Regions from separate parts of the Homo sapiens genome. Here region 2 is linked to region 1. A link is a loop called in an ENCODE intact Hi-C map of the cell type or tissue named here. Cell type or tissue: GM12878. All regions are shown on one strand. Region 1 holds the start of LOC102723692 (a long non-coding RNA gene). Region 2 has its middle 440 kb from the start of XYLT1.

Evidence for each region. Peaks named below come from ENCODE experiments on the same cell type or tissue, not always from the same donor. Only the 100,000 strongest peaks of a DNase experiment are listed, where the experiment ranks them.
Region 2: a loop joins it to region 1, with 5 times the contacts of the local background. A loop is called at or near these places in 1 of 110 quality-filtered maps.

What each region holds. Positions count from the first base shown.
Region 1 is chr16:17,132,903-17,140,902 of GRCh38, reverse strand. XYLT1 (xylosyltransferase 1) reads left to right here. Exons shown (of 12, transcript NM_022166.4): 8 at 2,372-2,548; 9 at 6,168-6,430. LOC102723692 (a long non-coding RNA gene) reads right to left here and starts at 6,399. Exons shown (of 3, transcript NR_135179.1): 1 at 6,353-6,399; 2 at 3,289-3,387; 3 at 2,171-2,661. RefSeq lists an enhancer at 6,090-6,149. In GM12878, a CTCF peak has its summit at 4,941 (motif pointing right); a DNase peak (open chromatin) is centred at 6,082; H3K27ac peaks cover 460 bases.
Region 2 is chr16:17,024,093-17,032,092 of GRCh38, reverse strand. No RefSeq gene overlaps it. Among named protein-coding and RNA genes, the nearest start is that of XYLT1, 440 kb to the left of the region's middle. In GM12878, a CTCF peak has its summit at 4,422; DNase peaks (open chromatin) are centred at 4,212 and 5,102; H3K4me3 peaks cover 1,469 bases; H3K27ac peaks cover 2,761 bases.

The DNA.
Region 1 (8,000 bases):
TCTTCCTCAAGATACTTGGCTTTCATTGGTCATAAAAATCACATGATACACAGATTTTGTTAGAACAAGAACCTTATGGCTATTTTCCAGAAAACTGTTATTTAAAAAACCCTTCTGACATCCACAATGCTGATGGCACCCCTAAAAGGTATGTAGTGTGTAACCTGCACAACTGTATATGCTGACCCTTTCAGGACACACCCACATCAACTTTTTTTTTTTTTTTTTTTTTTTTTTTTTTTTTGAGACAGTCTTCCTCTGTCATCCAGGCTGGACTGCAGTGGCACAGTCTCTGCTCACTGCAACCTCTACCTCCAGAGTTCAAGCAATTCTGCTGCCTCAGCCTCCTGAGTAGCTGGGATTATAGGCGCCCACCACCACACCCAGCTAATTTTTGTATTTTTAGTAGAGATGGGGTTTTGCCATGTTGGCCAGGCTGGTCTTGAACTCCTGGCCTCAAGTGGTCCTCCTGCCTCAGCCTCTCAAAGTGCTGGGATTGCAGGCATGAGCCACCATGCCCGGCCGCCACATCAACTTTTGACGCATCCTTCACAATGACCAATCATGTAATGACCACCTTTTTACACCAAGCATGCCTTTTCTCATGTTGAACATTGCTCTATTATTCCCTGAAGAAAAGGGTGTTGGTTTCATAAGTCATACTCCATTAATCCAGAGTATTCTAAAACAGTCCTAGCCCCATCTAGAAGTGGGGAGGGGATCCAGTTCTGAAGGATTGTCACTGACATTCCCTTAGCTGCCTGCCGGTCAGAGCTGGGTTGAGGGATTCCAGATTCATCTTCCTGACCTCCAGGTTGATTGCACCCTCATTTCCAATCCAGCTTGAGAACAGTGCAGAGCTGGTTCCGTTTCTATTGAGTCTATGGCATTTCTCATGAACGGTCCCTTGTTCCTTCCCGGGACCACATAGGTTATGTGTGTTTCTGCAGGCCACACTCCCAGCACATCTCTCACCTGTGTCTGGGGCAGTGCCAAGCTCCGGGGAGGGCTGACTGCCCCCATCACCCAGAGGGATGATGAGCTTGTCATCACTGGGCCAGGTTTTACTATTCTGCACACATGTTAAGTAATCAGCTTTTAATCCTATTTCAGCAAAAATCAATCACCTCTTCTCTCAATTCTGATAACCTCCTCATCCATTATATTGCAGGGAATTTCTGTATCATTATGAAAGGACACAGGGCAATCAGTAATTGGGTACATCTTCCCACTGCTTGTTGGAGAATGTATGCCTCCCTGGGCTTGTAGGCAATTCAAGCTTAAAATCCAGGTTCATGGGCTTGTCATTTAGTGTCACAGGAAGGTCAGCAGGGGGTGGCGGCTGGAGCCTCATTTACCCACCCATCCATTTAGAAGAGATTGTTTGGGAGTTTGGCTATTTTTAATCAAGACGCCCACCACGATACTGGTGACCAAAGCTCCGTGTGTGTGCTTTCTCTGCCCCTCCCTGGCCCCAGCACACACAAGCACATATACTCCAGGGTCTCTGTTCAGTCCCACCTCCTGCATCTCTGCCTTCCCTCCCTTCTCCCAGACCACTTCAAGAGGACTGGTTTAGAAGAAATCAGAAGGCTGTGCCCATTAACTTGTAACGGGCAGACACAGATTCCCCAACAGCTTCCCTTAGGGAGAGAGAACAGGGAGGAAATATATTTGCCTGGGACTGTCTATTATAGAAATCTTTCTCTCACTCTCTGGCAGTCTCTCAAGTACTCCAGTGATTGATTGTTTCTCCTCTAGTTTTTCTTTTCAGATCCAACATGGCCTCTTTCTCAGATCCCTTAAAGCAGTTGGCCAAGAATCCTGGGATTAGGGAGAAAATATGGCACCTGGTTCAGTACCATGGACAGCAAGCAGCCCCACCCACTCCCTTCCCTATGTTGCCGTCTGGCGATGCAGGAAGCCCTGGGTCTAATGCAACCATCAATCTGGTCTCCCTACCCCAGGGGTGAAATTCCAGCACACCAGTCAGTCAGTCAGACTTGAATCCCTTTGATTTGTCTGTTGGACAGAGCATCCGCCTGCGCTCTGAGTTGGACCACATGGGCAGCTGACCTCAAATGCATGCAGAGAACATAAGAGTCCCTTGACAGTCAGGTAGTTGTGTTATACATTTTTGCATTGCTATGAAGGAAAATCTGAGGCTTGGTAATTTATAAAGAAAAGAGGTTTATTTGGCTTGCAGTTCTGCAAGCTGTACAGGAAGCCGCCCAGCTTCTGATGAGATGCCACATTCTTTTAAACAACCAGTTCTTACATGAACTCAGAGCAAGGGTTCACCATTTCCCACCCCAGTTCATCTGTGGGAGGCTGGGAGAGGTCTCAGGCTGGGTCCCTCTCTCCCCTGCAGTCCTTCTTCCATACGGTCCTGGAGAACAGCCCCCACTGCGACACCATGGTGGACAACAACCTGCGCATCACCAACTGGAATCGCAAGCTGGGCTGCAAGTGCCAGTACAAGCACATCGTGGACTGGTGCGGCTGCTCCCCCAATGACTTCAAGCCGCAGGACTTCCACCGCTTCCAGGTGAGACTTTCTCATGGTCTGCCAGCCTCCTAAGTGATGCCTTCCCAACAAACCTCTGCAGAAATCCAAGGCCAGACCTGCAGGTCATCTTATCACATGGTGCCCAAACCTGGCTGTTGATAATTAATAATAGTTAACAGTATCAACAATAGCCAGTGTTTATTGAGCACTTACTTCAGGGATGTTCTAACCACATTGACTCATTAACCCAAAAACAACAAATGACCTTTCATTATTATTCCATTTTAGGGATATGAAAACTGTGAGGCACAGAAAGGTTAAAAAAAACTTTCCAAAGGCCATACTCATATCATCTTCTCTTTATTCCCTTTTCATCAGAATCTCCCAAAATATTTGTTACATTTGTACCCAGGAATATGCTTTTAAGTATATATCTAGGGCTGAGCTTTTCAACCTCAGAACTCTTGCCATTGTGGCTGGATGATTCTCTGTTGGGACATGCTGTCCCATGCATGGGTAGGATGCTTAGCAGCACCTCTGGTTGAGAAACCCTCATCAGTGATATCGACGAATTTGTATTTTTAATGAATTGCACTTTTCTGAGGAGCAGCCAGGTTTGGAAACCACTGTGTTCTGTGGGAAAACACTGTGTTCTGTGTACTTGAAGGAGTAAGAAGAGGTAGAACATTATCCCCTTTACAGCTGTCTCTGGGCAGCCTAACAATTTACAGTTCTGGGGAAGGGCAGAGCAGGAGGGTGGGGAATGCTCATCCACTTACCATGAGCCCTGAGAGTGCTTGGCCCCAAGATGGGCACCCCTTCCTGCTCTGCTCCCTCCAAGCCAGCATGGTGGCTTCTTCCTCCAGCCCTCCCCACACCTAGCAGCAGAGAGCACAAATATGAGTGCCACTGAATGGTTAAGCGAATCACTCTGAGGTCACTAGAGCCACCGTGTAGAGACGGTATGCTACTTCCCAAACCACTAACACAGGAAGGCAGGGACACAATGCCAGGCTCATAACCCAGCCAAGGTGCCCTTGATGTGGAGCGGGATGCTGTTTGTTTGTGTTTGATCTCCTCTGTGCCGGGCTGTGTGGGCATTGGCTTTACTGGGGCAGACATCACTTTTATTGTTCAGGTAAGGAAACGAAGGCATGGAGGGGTGTTCCAAGTGGGGTTTTTTTCCAGCAGTCCCTGCTGCCTTCCTGGTTTTTGTGCCTGTATGAATGCAGAGTACACTGCAGGTTTTCTGTCGTTCGTATTCCCCTTAAGGTTCCCACACAGCAGCTCCAGCCACCTTAAGCTGGCAGACAGGGGGCTGCCTAAACTCACATCTTCCCTGCAGAAAGGATATGCTGAGCCGAAAGAGGGTTGCAGGGGAATGTTTGTTTGACCTATTCAATGAATTCCCATGTTTGGAGAGGACCCGTCCCTCACTGCCCTAATCGCAGAGAATCTTCATCACTTAGAGCACAAAACCTCCACGTGCTGATTCCCAGAGCCCTGCACTCCCCCAGGCACAAGCATTTGTATCCTAGCCCGGCATCCTGGGGACATTGTAGCCTCTGACAAGGAGTGCCTCATGTGTTCACAGCAAGCAGAGATTAAGAATATCCCCCAAGATCTAGAGTCAAGACACTGCTGCCTGTAAGGAACTCAGAGTTCTTGCGCGAAGAACTTGGAGAGAAAGAATAATATGGTAACGTGCCCTGTTTGTTAGAAGATCCAGCTATGGTCGGAATCGCAGGCAGAGAAAGGAGTTTGTTCTGCCCCTAGATGGGTTCCTGGTAACAAGGGGCTGGTGATAATAATCAAAGAGCAGCCTACACTATGTGCTAGACACTATGCTAGTAACCCATTTTAAGGATGCTGAGGCCCAGAGAGTTTGAGTAACTTGACCTGCACAGCTAGACGGTAGCCAAATGAGGATTTGAATTCAGGTGGTCTAACTCTCTACAGTGCTAAGCTGTGCTCCCCACCACAGAGAGGTTTCCTGAAGCAGACTGGCAATGAGATGTTTAGAATAACACCAAGGGTACTTACGATCAGGGGGCTTCCCAGTTTACTCAGTTGCCTCAGTCCTGGAGTGATACAGTAGAAAGGGCTTGGATTTTGGAGTCATGCATTTGGGCTTCAAATCTTACAATGGTGTGAGTCTGTACATATCGCTTTGCCTCTCTGAGCTCAGTTTTCTCATCTGTAAAATGGGAATCATAATACCTGCCTTGCCAAGTTACAGGGAAAATTAGAGGTAATGACATAAGTCCATTGCCCTGCGTATTGTGTGTGGTCAGTAGTTGTTGCTGCTATTAATCTACCACCATGAAAACAGTGCTGGACCCAACTTTAGGTCAATAATAACACTAGACAATAATAAGCTCCTCAAGGGAGAGACCTGTGTTTTATTTGTCTCCGCAGCCCTACACAAGGGGTCAGCAAACTCTAGCCCTGGGGGCCAAAGTCAGCCCACTGCCTGCTTCTATAAATGAAGTTTAGTTGGAACACAGCCATACCTATTTATTTAGTCTCTTGTCTGTCTGTGGCTGCTTTTATGCTATAAAAGCGAAGCTGAAGGTTTCAAAGCTATTTTAAATATTTACTGTCTGGCCTTTTACTGAATATAAAGTATAACACCTGGTAGCTTACAGGTGCTTAGTATTTCTTTAACCCTGGACCCTGACTCTTCGTCCCATCTCTGATAGTGACTTGCTGTGTGTTCTCAGCTAAGTCCCTTACCATCTCTGGGCCTGTTGCCTTGAGAGTTTGGTTGCTATCAGTGGTCCTGAAACACTGAATCATAATCACCTGGGAATTTTTTTTTTTTTTTTTTGAGCTACACTCCAGAGCTATTGACTCAGTAGGTCCTTTTTCTCTGAGACAGAGTCTTGTTCTGTCACCCAGGCTGGAGTGCAGCGGCAGTCTCGGCTCACTGCAACCTCCACCTCCTAGGTTCAAGTGATTCTCCTGTCTCAGCCTCCTGAGCAGCTGGGACTACAGGTGTGTGCCTGGCCTGGAATCTGAATTTTTCAAAGTCCCAGAGATTCCGATCCCTTGTGAGTCTGCAAGTTGGCTGAAATACCAAAGAGGCAATAGGGCATGGTGGAGACTGCAGTGAGCAGAAGAACCTAGGTGCTGTCTAAAGGAACAGCCACCACCCTTCAGCTTTAACCAGTTGTTACCATGTGGAGTGTGGGCCTGGGGTTGCCAGATCTATTGCTGTTTAAAGAGAAGCCAAAAGAATTTCCGTGAACTCTTTCATGTTTTAAATATGGCTAGCTAAAATACATCTGCAGGCTGTATTTATTTGCCCTAGATTACTAGCCTGTGACCTGTACCTAAATGATGTCTGAGATCCATCCCAGCTATTACCATCTAAAATTATTTAGTTTATTTAACAGACATCTAAATGATGCTTACTAAGAAATGATGCTTACTAAGTGCCTATCATTGCTTTAGATGTTCTGCACAGATTAACTCACACCCTTATTATAACCCATTTTACAGATGTTGAAACTGAGAACACAGAGGTGCAAAAAGTATCGGAGCTAATTCGGGTCCAGCAGAGCTTTGCTTCTAACCACAGGATATGCCCTTAGGTTCCCCCCAACCCCCAGCACTCGCTGATGTGGCTTTTCTATTTTTAATCCCATGAGTACAGCAGACAGCCCGGCCTACCTTCTTTGCCCGCAAGTTTGAAGCCGTGGTGAATCAGGAAATCATTGGGCAGCTGGACTATTACCTGTACGGGAACTACCCTGCAGGTACCCCGGGCCTGCGCTCCTACTGGGAGAATGTCTACGATGAGCCTGACGGCATCCACAGCCTGAGCGACGTGACACTCACCTTGTACCACTCCTTTGCCCGCCTGGGTCTTCGACGGGCCGAGACGTCCCTGCACACGGATGGGGAGAACAGCTGCCGGTGAGCCCTATATGGGATGCAGAGAGGAGAGCTGAGAAGCAGGAGGGGAGGCTCAGGGTACAGAGTGGGGGTCCTTCTTCCTCTTTAGGGATCTGCAATGCAATGCCACCCTATGCTTTCTCTCTTCCTTTGCCCAAAACTCATCTAACGCCACCCTCCTAGCGTGCGTGGCATTTCCAATCCAAGCTGTGCTTTACTTTCTCAGATACCAGATATCCTATGTACCCAATGATTTTACTCATTCTTCATGCTACATATATATACTTTAGAAGGAAGCTTTTTGTCACCATATCATATGTAGCATTTGTCTTAAGTGGAAGGTACAAAACTTTTTTTGATGGAAAATGTCAAAGATGTACAACATAGAACAGTGGAACCCCATGTTCCCGTCACCCAGCCCCGGCAGTTTCCAACTCGGGGCTGATCTTGTTTCATTTTCATCTTCACCCACCTTCCGCCTCCTCCCGGATCAGTTTGAAGTCAATCCCAGACATCCTATCATTTCAGCCATCAATATTTTAATAATGTATCTCTGAAAAATAACTCTTTTAAAAACATTCACCATAATGTCATCACACCTAAAAATATCACAAAGAAAATTAATAGGCAGAACTATTGTTGAAACTTCTCAACCACCCCTTACAATTGTCTCATCTACCACTAACTGCCAACACTTCAGGAAAGAGTGTTCTAGAAGATGAGGGGGAGGTAGGAAAATAATTCAACATAATCCCTTCTCCTCTCATCTCTTTCCCTAAGCCAGTCAAGACTTTCACGTTGTGTACCCTTTCTTTTGTTCTGAAGCAATATGCATTTTGGATATTTACATAATTGCAACAAGAATTGGGTATCCTGTTTTCTTCCCTTGGCATTATACTATTAGCCCCCATTTCTCCACGCTGCTCAGTAGCTTCCGCAATGATAATGATTCCTTTTAATGCCTCTAGTATTCCATTGAGCAGAAGTTCCAGAGTTTGCTTAATCTGGCCCTTCACTGTTGCCATTGTCAGTAATGTACCCTTGTAAATAATGTTCTGATGAATATCTTTTCTCAGAAAGCCCTTTTTTTCCATTCTCTCTTTTGATTATTTCCTTAGGATAGATTCCCAGAAGTGCCTCTAATCACTCTCCTTCTTTTTCTTGTTCATTTAACAACATAGCATCTTTTTTTTTTAGCGTCAGTCTCTGACGGGGCTGGGGGGAAGAAGATTGTTCACTAACTCTCTGAAAACACAGGCAGGTTTCCCACCTGGTGTCTCATCCCTGGCCAGCAAGGTTTCCGCAGGGCTGTGACACTGTCCCATCACCTCCTCACATCCCTCGGCTTCTCTCTCCGTAAAGTTTCTGATTTAGTTTAAAGGGAGACTAGTGTGGGTTAGGAACCCAGGACCTGCAGTTTAAACTCTGCTTACAAGCTATTGACCTTGGGCAAGTCATTCATCTCTCTGAGCTTCGGTTTCCTCATCTGTGAAATGAGAAGAGTAATACTCATCATTTTTGTATCATAAGGTGTTGTGAAGTGTAAAGGAGATAATCATCAAAAACTACCTGATGAGTTAGTTATACAGTG
Region 2 (8,000 bases), 110 kb after region 1:
ATAATGAGGCTGATCTTAATGCCACTTCTCAGTCCTTGTTTGCAAAATTAAGATCTAAGAGGGGGAGGAAAAGAAAACCACCCCAACCATAAAAGGCAGGGTAGATACCCATGAGATAAAATGGTTGAAGAATGATCCAATTAGGAAATGCAATATAGCTCAGTAAGCCTTATTCCTATTATCACAGAAACCAAGCTTTGTAGTATATTCACTGCTGCAGGAGAAAGTGTAAGGAGAAATTAATGGTTTGATTCTAATTTTTTTTTTTTTTTTTTTTTTTACCAGTGGCAGATATGTTTTTGAATTATTAATCTGTGTTTTCTTTGCTGTATGTTTGGTCTTCCATCTCAAAAGAGATCTTAGGGATTTTTGCCATAGCAATTTGCAGAGGATTCACAAGATAAAGACATGAACTGGATTTATCAGACCAAGGAAGGGAAAACTAGCAGGAAGAGGCAGGATTTCCACCCCTAGAAATGGAAAGGGGGTTGCAGTTGGGAAGTGAGTGTCTTGCAAACAGTGGGAACTTTGGCCTTTATGAAGGAGCAGCACCCAAGAAATTTAGATATCAAAGGAGAAGCTATCAAGTACCCCTCTGAAAGCAGGACCCCAGGGTAAGGGGACAGCAACCCCACAAAAGGGTCTTGGGCTCCAATGTTAAAATAGAAGAAGAGGGTCACATGGTTTCAGGTAGTATGCACATCAACAGAAAGTCCTATCTCAAGGATTCAATTCAATAACTACTGTAATAAACAAACTCTAGGGGTAGGGAAGCCTCAGTATTGACCAAAATTGTTTTTATTTTAAGCAACCTAACTGTTTGAGGGTTTGGGGTGAAGTTTACTAGAAATAAGGAAAATAAAGAAAAAATATTTCTTCCAACTCTGAGACTGAGGACTTGGATGCATGTCTCCTACATGCAAAATGGGTGGAAATTAACCCACATGGACTCCGAAAAAGCATTTTGCATTGAGAAAAATTACTTCAATGGAAAGAACATTATCCCCTTTGTTCTTCCCACTGCCTGCTTAATAATTCCTGAAGCTCCAGTCTGCTGTGACAAGCAAGGCTGGATTTGACTACTCATTCCCCTTTTTTGACCTTGGGGTCCCATTGCTCATGAATTCCTGACGTTAAATATTTCTGTCAGGCAGCGCTGTTTCAAGAAGACTTCAAGTTTTAACAAAACTGAATTAAATATTCAACCAAGAGTATCTCCCTTCTGTGAGTAAAGATATGATTGAAACTTATGTGGTGATTGCTATTATCATCACATGCTATGAGCCAGGTATATAAAGCCAGGATATTTAAGTTTGTCTAGAAGCCAACTGTTACTGTTACCAGGGGCAGGACAGAACCACTCAAATATGGAATTGGGTAACATATGAGAATCATCATGGAAGCTGGAACCATTAGCCCAGATGCGTAGAAGGCTTGCAGCGATGATAATTACACATCATTAGTGCATTTGCAGAATGAGATCTTTTCCTCCAGCAGGAAAGGAAAATCCACCGGTGTAGGTGAACAAAAACCATCATGGTACAATCCATCACCGTCTGGGCCCTGAGAAAAGTGCATTCTTTCCAGGTAATTTTTTTCTGCAGGTATGAGGATACTGGAACCTTCAGTGGAGGGTAATTGGCTAACAGAGAAAATAGCTGTTGTCTGGAGACTAGAGAAGGCTGCACAAGCAGAGTGCCAAAAGTGGTGAGCAGAAGATGTCTCGATTAAAAATAAGAAGTGTTAAGTGTTGGATGGGAACATCATTTGCAAATCTTTGCTCCTATGAAGCCCTTGTACTGGTGGGAGAAGTGAAGGAATTTGGAACTGCATGGCACAGTTTCTCTGGAATTTATGGCTAGACATATTTGTGTGAATGATCTCAGCAGCCCCAATCAATGTAAATACAACATTTAAAACACTGAAATTGCATCATCAATCACAAAAGGAACAGAACTAGTTGGTGAAAAGGTGAGGCCTTTGAGGGCTATGGGATTATGTTCACAATGGGTTGCTTAAGATTGAGTGTTCTAGACAGGCAAGACTTGAATGCCAGCTCCTTCTTTTATTGATGACATTTGTTGAATAAATGGCTCAAAACCCGAATTTACTCCAGTTAGCACTCAGTGCTATCATTTGTGCAATGTGGTATCAAAGTGAAGTCTCCTTTAGCCTAGGTTCCAAAGTGACTGATGAGAAAACTCCAAATAGTCAGTGTTAGAAATACAGTAAGAGTAAGAAATGAATTTCCATTATGCCAAACCACTGAGATTTGGGAGCTGCTTGTTACCACAGCACAACACAGCTCATACTGACTGATACAAACCAAAAATTGTTTCATCTCACTAAGCCTCTGCTTTTTCAATTATACAATAATGATCTCCCTCAAAAGATTATTGTGAGGGTTCTATTAGATATTCCTGTAAAACCACATGGGATTGTGCCTGACATATAGTACATGCTGCAAATGTTAGCTATTCTTACTGAGGAGTATGTAGCCTTCTAGTTAGTTTGTGGCTCTGTCAATGTGAAAAACACCAAGACTAAAAGAAAGGTATAGATATAAGAAAGCAAATATAAATGTACCCTAAGCCTCACCAGCCCGAGGGACAAATGAGGTCAGGAACAGTAATAATTCTCATTTTTTTAGCTCCTGGCTTTAAATGTAAATTCCAGGACCTCTGGACCCACCTTAACATTTCACATGGTCCCTTGTGAAAACAGCTCTGTTGGCTTCTCCCTACAGTCCTCCGTGATGAAAAGTTCAGAAATAAGTTCATGGGACCAGGTGTGGGGTAGACATTACAATAGCAGCTAAGCTTTATTGAACACTTACTCTGTGCAAGGCAAGTTGCTAAGTCCCTTTACATACATTACCATGTTGAACTCTTAATTACCACCATAGGAGCTTGGTTATAATTGTGCTCATTTTGTAGATACATAAACAAGGCCCCTCAAATCTAGTTAACCTCCCTCAATATTACAGAGATAGAAAGTGGGACTAAGAATGTCTGTCCCCAAAGCCAGCAGTCATTATAACTATGTCATTCTCCCCAAGGCCTCATTTATAAACCACCTTCTCAATTGCCCCTTACAACTATCATCATCATGAAAATCAACTCATTCAACTAGATGCTTGTTGAGCCCATAAGACATGCTCAGATGCCTTGAATCCAAGTGGGAGTCAAAATTAGACCCAAAATGAGCCATTACATCCCCGTGACATAAATCACTGTATTCATAAAAAATGGAGAAATTGCAAATGAGCCTACAGCCCAATGGCTTGCACCAAATCTGAAAGATGCCATTTTAAAAAAGAAAGTTAATAGACTTAGAGCAGTCTACTGGGTAGAGAGGCCATTAATATAAGATAAATAATAGTAGTGGGTTGGAAGCAAAGGAGTTCATAAATTCTCACTTGCTTATTAAGGGTGGTATCCTTTGGATTCCCATTTATAATATATATGACTGCATATAAATGAATTATAAATGTATGTTTTGCTTAAATACCAAGCACTGGCTGCTATTCTTCCCTGATGCAGAAAAATTAAGTTACAAAGGAATGAGTTAAGATTGTTTACCATCCTATTATGAAACAGAATACCTCATAGCTGGAAGGGTACTTAGGGATCAACTATCTGTTCCAACTCCATCCCTTTGCATATGAGAAAACTTCTAGTTTAGGCCACACAGGGATTTCCAGTGATTTAAAATTCAAACACACTAGTGGAGCACAAACACATTTTAATTTACTCCCTACCACTGACAGCTCTAATCAAGGCATGAGCCTTCTGTTCAAAGCCAACAACTGATCAGCCTTCATGATGAATGGACACAGAATCCTAATTCATACTGATTCTGGCTTCAGGCCTTTGCTTGTATTTCAGTCCTGAACTTACACCATTATTATCCCTATTACAAAATAGTAGTGATTAGTTTCCATCTGCAGCTGGAACACTGATTGGCCTATCTTTTCAGGGGCATTTATTTAAGGTCACTTAAAACCATTACACTTGTATACGTTGATCCTGGATAAACAGAATAACTATGGTCTAGGGTAAGGATGATGAAAGAAGCCATAAATAAGTTTAGGGAAATCCCAGAGCAGGGGAGCCACTGCTACAGTTCCCAGGAGTCTGTACGATTTATAGAGAAGTTCTTTGACCTACATGGTACCCAAGCCACAGAGTAGAAATGGCCATGGGGATTTTCTGGGTGGGGAAGACTGAGGGCAGCCTTGCAGATCCTCATGCCAGTGTGGTGTGGAGAGAGCAGCCGGAAGCACCTAAGTTTCCACGAAGGGCACAGAAGTGGCCGTGAGAACCAGAGGACCAAAACATTCTCACATTTGGGGATTAGGGATGTGGATGTATTGACCCCAAAACAGATACAGAACCACGATCAATCAGCAGTGGTAGAAACAAAGGGACACATAACTACACTAGGTGGGGACAGGTAACAACAGATGATACTTCCCAAAGTCTGGCATGCCTTAATACTAAAGCCTGCACCTCACACCAGGAACTTTAAACACAGTGGGAAAGACAGAGAGAAATGCAAAGGGTAGAAAGTTGGGTCAACTGAGCAGTATCCACAAGAGACTGAGTTTTAAACCAGAAGTGATTACATTTTCTCTAATTCAATTTTGCAGTGGAAGTGGGTGCTTAAGAGTAAAATGAAATTCAGTTACAGAAAAATAAAATTCTGTTTTCCCTTATCTGAGTTTTCTGATTGGGAAAACATCTGCATCATAAAATAAGTTCTTGATACAGTGCTGGGCTTCATAAGTGATCAGTAACTTTTCGCTGCTGCAGCTACAGTTGCTGTTGTCCTTGTTATTGCTGTTATTATGCTGTGAGCTCCTGGAAGCAGGTACAGTATTTTTTGTTTGTTTCTGTCTTTCCAATGTTTATCACAGAATAGGTTCCTCAGCACATATTTGCTGACTGGACACCCGAATTTACCACCATACCCCCTTCCCCCACTAGCACTCAATGCTATTATTCATGCAACCTGGAGCCAAAGTGACATCTCCTTTAGACTAGGTTCCTAAGTGACTGATGAGAGAGCTCCAACAACCAGGGTTAGAAATAGAATGTGAGTAAAAAACAAATTTCCATCATGCTAAACCACTGAGATTTGGGGGCTGCGTGTGGTAACCACAGCACATCCTGTCTGATACAAACTAAAATTGAAATGTACTTGAGAAGAATTACCTAGTCTGTAGCATACTGTTTTACCTCCTTTATGTCATTGAATTTTTACTCTCTGTATTTTATAGTCAATGAATCTGAAATTCCATGCTATTAAATCATGTGTCTAAAGTCACAGTCAGTAAGGGACAGGGCCATCTGAGTCCAGAATTCTAGAATTTTCCATTACACTAGACTGCCCCCAGATGAAGACTTTTTTTTTTTTTTTTTTTTGAGATGGAGTCTCACTTTGTCACCCAAGCTGGAGTGCAGTGGAGTGATCTCTGCTCACTGCAACCTCTGCCTCCTGGGTTCAAGCAATTCTCCTGCATCAGCCTCCCAAGTACCTGGGATTATGGGCGTGCACCATCACACCCAGATAATTTTTGTGTTTTTAGTGGAGGCGGGGTTTCACCATGCTGGCCAGACCAGTCTGGAACTCCTGACCTCAGGTGATCCACCCACCTCTGCCTCCCAAAGTGCTGGGATTACAGGCATGAGCCACTGTGCCTGGCCCTAAATGAAGATTTTCTTATACCTACTTCTCTAATATACATTTTACTTTGAATATAATAGGAGATAGCTACTTGATCTATATTACTTTCCACTTTTCCAAACAGAATTAAAGTAAGTAAGATTTAAGGTAGGGGAGAAGGAAAGCTGGATGGCAGTTCGGAGAAATCCAGGGTGAAAATGAAAAACCATGATCTTAAACTTTGGTGTATATGTCCCCAGTAGGAACAGCAACATATATACAATATGGCAGAAAGTACAACATGGCGGAAAACTCTGATGGAGAAAATAAGCATCCAGTTTTCCTGTAGACTGGGATGGAATAAAAAAGAATAATAGACGTATTGGCAAGGATGTAGAGTGACTGGAACTCCCACACAATGCTAATGGGAATATAAAATACAGAGTAACTCAATTACTCTGGAACACAATTTGCCAGTTCCCAATAAAATTAAATAAGACCCCAGTTTCAATCTTAGAGTTATACCCAAGAGAAACAAGTATGTATTATATTAGGCCATTTTTCACATTGCCATAAAGAACTTCCCAGAGACTGGATAACGTATAAAGGAAAGAGGTTTAATTGACTTACGGTTCTGCATTGCTGGGAAGGCCTCAGGAAACTTACAATCACGGTGGAAGGCAAAGGAGAAGCATGCACATCCTTAACAAGGCTGCAGGAGAGAGAGAGCAGGGGAAATCGTCACTTACATCACCATCAGATCTTGCGAGAACTCACTATCACTAGAACAGCATGGGGGAAACCACCCCTGTGATCCAATCACCTCCCTCCCACTAAGTCCCTCCCCTGAAATATGCGGATTACAATTTGAGATGAAATTTGAGTGGGGACACAGCCAAACCATCTCATGGATGCCCACAAAAACATTTGTACAAGAATGCTCATAGAAACTTTATTCTTACTAGTCCCAAACTGGAAACAATGCAAAGGTCTATAAAAAGGAAAAGAGATAATTGCTGTATGCAAATACAATGTAATACGAAACATTAATACAAATAGAATGAAATGTGGTAAAACCAAATAACATGGATGATTTTCAAAAATATTTTGGGCAAAAGAAGCTAGAAACAAAAGAGTACCTTCTGGATCATGCCATTTATATGAATGGCAAAAACAGGAAAGCTAAGCTACAGTGATTGAGATCAGACAGTGGTTACATCCAACAGTGGGGTAACTTTAATAGGTCATGAGGGATTTTTCTAAGGTAATGAAAATGTTCTGTGACTAGATCTGGATGGTGGTTACCTAAGGCATATACCTGTATACAAATCCATTGATCCGTATACTTAGGATTTGTGCATTTTAGTGTATATAAGCTATACCTCAACAAAATAAGAAAAATAGTTTAAAGAGAATGATAAAAATGTTATCTACATCTCAAGATGGCAAGCACGGCTGTAGGATCTTGCAGGTTTGGGCACTCCTACTCTGCCACAGGGGGCTCGGCTCTGGAGTCTGAATACAGAACTGACCCACTCCTAGGATGATACATCCGCAAGACTAGCGTGGGTATTCTGCAAGGGGTGGAAACCTTGGTAACAAATATTTGTCAATGGCAACAATGACTGCTGCAGGCCTGTGCAGTGTGTGTATGATACTAGAGCATCGGTGTGGATACCTATGGCTGAATCTGTGGTCCACGGAGATGACACTTCAAGAGACACCTCTGAGCCATCCAGAACAGAAAACAAAAGCACCTTCAATAATGATACCCACAGGGCCGGGCACGGTGGCTAACACCTGTAATCCCCTCACTTTGGGAGGCAGAGGCAGACAGATTGCTTGAGCTCAGGAGTTCGTGATCAGCCTGGGCAACATGGTAAAACCCTGTCTCTAACAAAAATAAATAAATAAAATAACGTAGCAAGGCGTGGTGGCACACATCTGGGGTCTCAGCTACTTAGGATGCTGAGGAGGGAGGATCTCTTGAGCTCAGGGGACAGAGGTTGCAGTGAGCCAAGAATGCGCCTCTGCACTCCAGCCTGGCTGACAAGAGCGAGACCCCATCTCAAAAATAATAATAATAGGGGCCTGTCGTGGGGTGGGGGCATGGGGGAGGGATAGCATTAGGAGAAATACCTAATGTAAATGACGAGTTAATGGGTGCAGCAAACCAACACGGCACATGTATACATATGTAACAAACCTGCACGTTGTGCACATGTACCCTAGAACTTAAAGTATAATAAAATAAATAAAAATAAATAATAACAACACCCACAGAAAACACAGGACCCATCTGGGCTTTATTTTTCCCAAAAACTCACAAGTCC